Linked DNA regions of Homo sapiens: all the other regions are linked to region 3. The links are chromatin contacts, found by Hi-C or POLR2A ChIA-PET in ENCODE. All regions are on one chromosome and are shown on one strand. Each heading gives the region's core, a stretch centred on a gene start or an enhancer-like site at or near the end of the contact. The rest is flanking DNA. Distances are from core to core; before and after follow the strand shown.

Region 1 (2,700 bases), core at 7-2,506, 790 kb before region 3:
CCCAGCTTCTAAGATGGGCATCTGTTGGGCCCACTTAATGGGGCACTGAATGAGTTCTTAGGTGAAGGCCACTTCACAAAATTCCTTGCATCTAGAAGTCACTCAGTAAATCAGAACAACAGTAACAGCGGCAGCCAGCAGTTTCAGGGTGTCCAAGGTGTGCGGGACTCTGGGCCTCATACATGTTAGGCACTTACACTTAACCCTCACGGCAGCCTTCGAAGGGAGGGGCTGAATCAGCCCCATTTCATAGATGAGGTTGCTGAGGCATACAGAGAGTGAGCAGTGGTTTCATCGCTTCCCTCTGTGTCCTTCTCTCACTTTCTGGGCCCCAGTGGCCATGTGGCCACAGACACACTGTGTAGGTGGTCGGTCATCAGGCTTAACGAAATGGACATATTCATTTTCAGCATCACTCCAAGGGTGAGTGCAGAGAGGTGGTTTCTCCCTGGCACATTTTTTTGTTTAGCAAAGGTTTCCTGAGCCCTATTGGTGTGTGAAGACATCATGCTTGGCTCAGGGAGCCCAAGAAATCAGTGACAGCTCCTGAGGCAGAAGGGAGAAGGCAGAGGGTTCTCACTCTTGCCAGGAATGCGAAGAGCCAGTGGAGTTCAGTACCTTCTGCAAGGGCTTCCCGGAGGAGGTGGCCTTTGGAAGAGCCTGGAAAGGATGAATGGCATTTTCAAGGTGGGATGGAACTTGCCAGCCTGAGAAGAGGCACAGAGGCCCCTGTATTAGGGAGCAGTTGGCAAATGGAACCGTTGCTGCTGACATTGCAGATGGCTTCTGGCCTTGGTGCTTCTGTGGGTGGAGCAGGATTGTTGGGGCCGTTTTGGCTGGACAGGACTGTGGCTGGGAGCAGCTTATGGTGTGATACTGGGCAGGCCATGCTGGATTAGGGTTGTACAGAGTGGGACAGAATTATTAAAAAATGCCAAGCACCTGTGACCAGGTGAAGCAAGTCTGCAGGTTAAACTGTGCTCGTCGGAGAGAAGAAGGGCTCTCAGGCACCCTCCAGACCCTCCTCCCATCCCAGCCAGGCCATGCCTTTCTGGTAGCAGCCCAGGGGTCTGCTTGGTCCTTCATCCTTGGGAACAGGGACCAGGCATTCCCCCGGTGGTGGTATCTTGAGTCTAGGCAGTGGCGTCACATCAGCAGGGCTGCTGTGGGGGCCTGCGGGGGCGAGAGCCTTCTCTGCGACAGCAGGAGCCCGTCTCCCCCAGAATGAGATGAGTCACGGTCCTGTCGGTGCGGCTGCCACTTCTGCTTCTGCAGCAGGTGCGTGTGGAGGCAAGCTAGTCCTGAGACTGCCCCACACGCTGTGCCTGTCTCTTCCCCAGTGCACGGGCAGCATGCCAGCAGGGCCTCGCGTGTGTGCACGGATGTGTCCTCCATATGCCTGCGTGCATCTTTGCTCTGGGGCGGCAAACCTTCCAGCCAGGCAGTGGGATGGCCAGTTTGGGAACGTTGGTTAGCTTTGCTTCTCACCAAGTTTGGGGCAGAGGGGACAAAACAGGAAGGAGCTGGTTTCCGCCCACAAGGCTCACCCACGGAGCTGCAGGGCAGTTGGGAGCTTGTTCGTGGGCCTGTGTAGCGTCCTGGGCTGAGGTGATGAGGCAGCAGTTGCCCACTCCCTGGCCACAGGCAGGGCCCTGCCGGCCCCTGGGGCCTCCCATGGGGGTTCATTTCCTGAGCCTGGCCAGGCATGTTCTCAAAGGATAGGAACTTCCGTCTCAAGGCCATCAGCCTGGAGGGTTGGTGGGAACTTGTGGGGCAGAAGTTCTGGGGCGAGAAGCCACTCAGGCTTGGGTTTTGTTCAGATGTAGGGGACCCCCTCTGGTCATCCAGCACACCTAGGACATGGGCCTTGAGGACAGCAGGTGTCCAGGGGATCTCCTCTTTGTTTTGTAAAAGCGTGACCTGTAGAGCCTCCCTGTGAGACTCTGGTGTGCCAGTCTGGAACCAGGTGGTGTGCCGGGTCCCCAGTGACCTCCCTGGGAGACAGAGGCTGTTCCAGCCCAGCCTTCCTGAGGAGCAGGCTCATGGCTACTTTCCTGTGTTTCTCTGCACTGCCCACTCCCTCTGGGCTCCCAGTCTCCAATCCGCCACCTGGAGAGCAGAGTCTGTCGCTATCTGTCACCTTTGGCCCAAGCATCTGGATCTTCAACAAGCCACTACCCATCATTGTGCCTGGCCAACTGAGTGCCCTGAGTACAGCTCCTCTACTCCAAATGCGAGTCCTGCAGTTTCCCCAGAAATCACGAGCAGCGCTCAGTTGGGAAAGCCCTTTGACTGCATTCTCCTCTTTGAGCCACATCAGATTTAGGCTGCTGAACCTGTGTTCAAACCTATTTGACCAAGATCCACGATAAATACACATACGACACCTTGACCCAAGGTGCACATGTATTTGTGTATAAAACCAAGACAGAAGCTCAAGGACTAATCTTCATCTTTATTGTGTGCTCACACTCCATCACTTTCTAGTTGATGCTTTTTTCTCCCCTGCTGGTTGGATGTCATCACCTGCTCAGATTCTGTAACCCACAGTTGGAAAACACAGAGTAGAGTGGGGAGGTATCATCTGATGCCCATTTTACAGATGAGGAGATTGAGTGAGGAAACTTGCACCAGGGTCCTAAGCACAAAAGTCTCTGCCGTCACAGAGCTGTTCTAGAGGCAGACAGACAATAATCAAAA
Region 2 (2,700 bases), core at 77-2,576, 700 kb before region 3:
GGGTATTCCCTGCCCCTTCTCCCCACTTCCAAACACCTGGGCAGGAGCCGGGCACAGGCTGCACAGGAGGCAGCCCCTGGAAGGGTGGCATTCAGATGCCTAGCCCTGGGTTTACCAGGCTGTAGGGAGGAGGACCAGGGTCTCTGAGGAGGGCAGGTGGGGGCTTGACTCCCCAGCAGACTATGGGTCCCAGGCTTAGCTCAGAGCTCTGGGCCAGGTCCCAGGACACACTGACAGACAGCTGTTTGCTGAAGGAAGGACTGGACAGGCTGGTGGGAATCCGCTCGGTGGCCCTGGTCAGGATCGGAAACAGCGCAGACAGTGGAGGTTGAAGGGTGTGGTGGAGGTCCCTGCTTGTCAATCTGGGGCAGCAGGGCTTCCCCAGGCCTCAGTTTATGCACCCGACATACTGACATGTTGTTCTCTGCCCTGGCTTCTGCCAGGACTGTTAGGAGGATGCATGAGGCCAGAAAACCGGGAGGAACTCCAGCCTATGGCCGGAGTCCAGCGCAGAAGCCGGCTGGTAGCCTGAGCCTGGGAGCTTCAGCACCACAGTGGGGGCTGGTGGGAGAGAGGTGGCCACCCCAGGGCTGTGTGCGGGAGCTGCCCAGGTGTCTCCTGCCACTCAGTGTGTCCTGATTGCCCCCAGCTTACAGATAAGGACATGAGGCTCTGTGTCACACATTCCAAGTAGAGCCTTGTCAGGGTCCTGCCAGGGGGGGCCCTGGGCTCCCGATGGGCTCTGGTGCTCAGGCGGTTGAGCTCCCGCTGTCTCTCCCCAGGCCAGGTCTCCCCTCTCTGTGTCTGGAGCAGATGCCAAGGGGGCTCCTCACAACCTGGCAACCATCACCACTTGGCACCAACCTACCCCACCTCCCTTCCTCCTGCCTGGTCTCTTGCCCTTTGAGACCACCCAGCCCTGGACCCTCACTCCTGGTCTGACCTTTGCAACTCTGTGTCTGTCCCAGCTCTGCCCTGATACGCTGCACTGGGAGGTGAGAACTCCAAGTTCAATCAAATCCTGGCTCTGCCACCTGCCTGCTGGGTGAGTGTGCTAGGTGAGACCTTTCCCGGTGGGGCCTCAGCTTTAGCCCAGAGCAGGGCCACCCTCTCTGGATCCCTTGCCGGCCATTTCTTTGGTGGACTCTGCTCTCTCCTGGGTCCTCAGCAGCCAGCTGCCTCTGGATATGGGCACTGAGTCCAACCGGAAATCCTTCCTGTCCAGGGAGTTACTGGTTTCCACGGCTCCAGGAGATGTTGAAATGCAGGCTGTTTGCCTTGGGTTTGTGTTCTTTCCACAGAAAACAAAACAAAACAAACACACAGGCGCATGCACACTGCCACACACTCAAAGACAAGGGCATGTCATCAAATAACAGCCCTGAAGCCCCAGCCTCAACATGCATGGGTGCCCAGTCAATGCTTACTGGGTGCGCAAAAGCACCTGGGGCCCTGGGTTCGAGGCCTGGCTCCCTGCGGAATCCCTGGTGTGATCACTGGTCGGATGCTTCTGCCTGAGCCACAGACAGTGGGAACAGGAGACCCACACTCCCCGGGCCCCTCCTGGGTGCAAGCAGTGCGCTTTGTCTTGTGTTCAGTGGGTTGTCTTATCCACACAACACCCCGGGGAGAGCTGGGGCTTGGAGAGGGGGAAAGCCACCCAGTGTCACACAGCTGGGGTGGCAGGGCTGGCCTGGTGGCAGTGCTGAAGGGGACAGGAGGACCCTGAGACAGACACCGGCTCTGTTTCCTCAGATCTGCCCAAGAAGAGCAATAGCCCCACCCAGGCTGCTGGAGGACTTGAGCTGGCAGAGGGCATGGTGTGGAGGAGGGGGTCCATTCTCCTCTCACCCTGGCGGAGATGGGTCCCCTCTCCACTCCCTTGCTGGGCCCGACTGGCAGCCACCTGCTTTCAGGCCAGTGACTCTGGCCATTCCACACACTGAGGGCAGGCACCGCGCAGGGAATTCTCTAGATGCAAATCAGCAGGAAGGGGCTTTGTTCTGGGATTTGCTCTGTACCCCAAATAAGACAGGAGGTCTGGCCTTGGTGGCCTCTGTTCCTGCCTTTCCCTCCCCCTTCACATCCATGGTCCCTGACCCCAAGGACTGGCATTTTGTTTTCTCTGCTCCATCTCAGAGGCCACAGTCAGGGGCCGTGGGATGGCCCATAGGGATGTGCTTTGACTTCTACACTATTCAAAAATCCAGTTAACTCTTTAACTCGTTGCCAAAATTTAAAACATGGAAAATTTCACATAACAACTGGGATTTCCAGTTTTTCTCCTGCTGCCCCTCCCTCCCTCCCCAGGCAACAACATTCATAGATAGCAACAGTTGGCTGGAGCTGAGGACCGGGCGCCCCCTTGACAGGACTCTCTGCCCCCTGCCTCCTCCCCATCACCGTGGGTCCCACAGGAACACTAGGGACCATCTGAAGTCCAGTGCTGCTCAACTTTGGATGCACAATGGACTGAGCTGGGGGGCTTTACAAACTCAGACACCCTGGACCACTTCCTTGGCCTCCCTGGGGTGGGACCAAGGCATGATGTTCTTAAAGCCCCGCAGGTGACTCAGGTGAGCAGCAAGGTTGAGAACAGCAAGAGCCGATGCTGGGCTTTGCAGGTGGGTGGCTGCTGATAGTCTTGCTTCGTTGTGGTTCCCCATGACCCTCAGCAGGAGCCCCACCTCATGACAGCCC
Region 3 (2,838 bases), core at 95-2,594:
TAGCCGAGACAGAGCCAGGACTTAAATCCAGGCAGCCTGTTTCACAGTCCCTGCTCATAACCATGGTGCTGTATAGTTCCAAACATCTTAACTAATGAGGACAGCATTATTTCTCAAGGTGCACAGCACAGAGAACTTCAAAAATTAGACTCTTAGTAAAACACCATCTTTTTTTTTTTTTTTTGAGACAGGGTCTTGCTGTGTTGCCCAGGCTGGAGTGCAGTGGCGTGATCTGGGCCCACTGCAACCTGCACCTCTCAGGTTCAAGAGAGTCTTGTCTCAGCCTCTGGAGTTGCTGGGACTACAGGCAGGCACCACCGCGCCCAGCAAATTTTTTGTATTTTTAGTACAGACGGGGTTTCACCATGTTGACCACGCTGGTCTCAAACTCCTGACCTCAAGTGATCTGCCCGACTCGGCCTCCCAAATTGCTGGAATTTATTCCAACACCTCATTCATTCATTCATTCATTCGAGACAGAGTCTAGCTATGTTACCCGGGCTGGTCTCAAACTCCTGGGCTCAAGGGATCTTTCTACCTCAGCCTCCCAACGTGCTGAGATTACAGGGACACGCCACCGCGCCAGCCCGAACATCTTTATCTTAAACCCAGAAAAGTGACAGGAGTGTCTCCCCTACAAGATGATGACCAGCCCTCCAGACCTGAGCCCAGGTGTGATTCCAAGGCCCCTGTACTGGGGCCAGACAGGGAGACTCGCTCTCAGGGACTTCCCAACCAGCACCATCTTCTCCCTGCGGGGATGGCGAGGGAGCGCGGGCCGGCCCCGGCCCTGCCTCCGCGCTCGCGCTCGACGGTGTCCTGAAGCGCGCTCCCGGGGAGGTGTTGCAGCCATGGCTACGGCAGCCGGCGCGACCTACTTTCAGCGAGGCAGTCTGTTCTGGTTCACAGTCATCACCCTCAGCTTTGGCTACTACACAGTAAGGACAGCCGCTGGAGCGCTACGGTCTGACGAACGAGCGAGCGCTCGGTTCACCCCAGGACCTGGGCTCACAGGCCGCGGGCCGGGGGAAGTCGTGCAAGCACAATCCCGACTCCCGCGCGCTAGGAGCGGAGGGGAGGGGACCAGACTCCGCAATGAGAGCAAGCATACTGGTCCGCCAGGGTCTTGGGCGGGCGCCCAGGGCCCTGAGAAACCGGCTAGCCAGGCTTTTCTTATATGGGGGCGGGGACGGCTGGGGAGCTCCCAGCCAACTCTGTGTCTGGGTTTTTCAAGAGGATGGTGAAGTCGGAGGCCAGCAATGCGGCTACCGCCTATTTCCGTCCAGCAAGACCCTTGCCCTCTCTGGTCACAGTCCTGGGGCTGGGCTACTTCGCGGTGAGGCGTGGGGTGGGGCGGGGCGGGCCTCTGTTTTGGCCCGCCGGGCCCTCGTAGGGCGAGGGGAGCTCTGGGAACGGGGCCTGTGCGCACGCGCATCTGACGGTTGTCTCGGTTACTCATGTAAGCGGAAATTCGGTGGGCTCTTAGGATAGTTTCTGCTTTCTAGTGTTCCTGTCTTTGGGTCCTCACCTCTGCATGGTTACTAACGGGTTATCCGAGCCTAAGCCTCTCACGAAGCGGAAAGTCAAGTTAACAGACTGCCATAGGCCTGCCAAGTCAGAATAGGGCTTCCGAAGCAGAATGTTTGAGCCAATAGGAATTGTTTGGAAAACGGGGATAAATCTAAAGGATGGGTAGGATTTAAGTGGTAAGGGAGGATAAAGAGGCTATAACTGTTCTGACATAGGTGTGGAAGCAAGAAGAAAGCTGTACCTAGAAAAAGAGCGACGTTTGTTTGGCTGAGAAATAATCTGTTTAAAGGATAACGAGAAAGATGCGTGGAAAAGTAGGTTGGGGGCTAAGGTGGTAGTTTTGTGTTTTTTTGAGACGGAGTCTCGCTCTGTCACCCAGGCTGGAGTGCAGTGGGGCGATCTCGGCTCACTGCAACCTCTGCTTCCCAGGTTCAAGCGATTCTCATGTCTTTACCTGTAGCTGGGATTACACTATGCCCAGCTATTTTTTTGTGTTTTTAGTAGACATGGGTATTGGTGAGGCTGGCCTCGAACTCCTAACGTCAAGTGATAAGGTGGTAAAATTTTGAAGGAAGGCGAAGCTATTTGGGTATACCAATAGATCCTGGAGATTGGAGATTTGTCTTGTCCACAGTGTTGTTTGTTGGTGTCAAATCTGACAACCTATGTCCTGATTTCCCCATATGTACAATGGAGGTGTTGAACTGAAAATTTTCAAAGGTGCATTTCTGTTCTACGATTTAGTGTCTGTGACTAGTTAGAATATAGTTGGAGGAAAGCTTTGGGGACTTCAAATTGGGATCTTGTGGAGCTGGCAGATGCTCCCCTTTCCCTTTGGTTTGGGAGGATGCAGTGATATTTGTGCATTATTTAACTTTCAGATGTGAAACAACATCGTGAGAGAGGTAGTACTGCTCTTGACAAAGATTTGAATGGGACAATACATTTTGAAACTGTTGAGTTATTCTCAGAAAAGTCTTAGCTGACAGAAGTTACAATACAGAGGCTGAAAGTTAAGATTACGAAAAATTTATGTGATTAAGCAGTTGCTATTAAAATGTCACAACCTTATCTCACTTATTTTCCATCTCTATGCAGTGGATCATTCTCAGTTTTAGCCGTACAAAAAGGGAAAGCCGAGAAAGGAATTCTAAATTAAACAGAGGTTTGGCTGGAGCCAGTTTCTGCAGTAAAGAAACTAGCCAAAGCACATAAACTCAAAATTTGCTAATATCTTTTATAAAATAATGGTTTTGGTGGAATGTATTAATAGGAGTCAGCCAGGCATGGTGGTTCACCCCTGTAATC

Evidence for each region. Hi-C counts contacts between places; a loop is a spot of excess contacts on that map. ChIA-PET counts read pairs that join two places held with the same protein, here RNA polymerase II (POLR2A). Pooled maps may share reads with other maps.
Region 1: a loop to region 3 is called in a pooled map, with 6 times the contacts of the local background. The contact joins the enhancer-like site here to the promoter of TMEM254-AS1 in region 3. A Hi-C loop is called at or near these places in 5 of 50 pooled maps. POLR2A ChIA-PET finds 5 or more read pairs at or near these places in 2 of 52 experiments (BJ and PC-3).
Region 2: a map of chondrocyte shows a loop between it and region 3 (5-fold over the local background). The contact joins the enhancer-like site here to the promoter of TMEM254-AS1 in region 3. A Hi-C loop is called at or near these places in 2 of 168 maps with a recorded cell type or tissue (PC-3 and chondrocyte) and 2 of 50 pooled maps.

Annotation. Positions count from the first base shown.
Region 1 is chr10:79,285,200-79,287,899 of GRCh38, forward strand. All of the region lies in intron 8 of ZMIZ1 (zinc finger MIZ-type containing 1), which reads left to right. Among named protein-coding and RNA genes, the nearest start is that of PPIF, 61 kb to the right of the region's middle. RefSeq lists cis regulatory regions at 33-533, 1,021-1,521, 1,119-1,619, 1,135-1,635, 1,144-1,644 and enhancers at 369-558, 772-1,422, 969-1,588, 1,423-2,073. Within about 2 kb of position 1,257, at least 23 of the 41 ENCODE cell types and tissues checked have a DNase peak (open chromatin) inside an H3K27ac peak, as active enhancers do.
Region 2 is chr10:79,379,170-79,381,869 of GRCh38, forward strand. No RefSeq gene overlaps it. Among named protein-coding and RNA genes, the nearest start is that of PPIF, 33 kb to the left of the region's middle. Within about 2 kb of position 1,327, at least 21 of the 41 ENCODE cell types and tissues checked have a DNase peak (open chromatin) inside an H3K27ac peak, as active enhancers do.
Region 3 is chr10:80,077,849-80,080,686 of GRCh38, forward strand. TMEM254-AS1 (TMEM254 antisense RNA 1) reads right to left here and starts at 1,345. Exons shown (of 4, transcript NR_027432.1): 1 at 879-1,345. It overlaps TMEM254 (transmembrane protein 254), which reads left to right and starts at 817. Exons shown (of 4, transcript NM_025125.4): 1 at 817-938. The coding sequence starts at 852.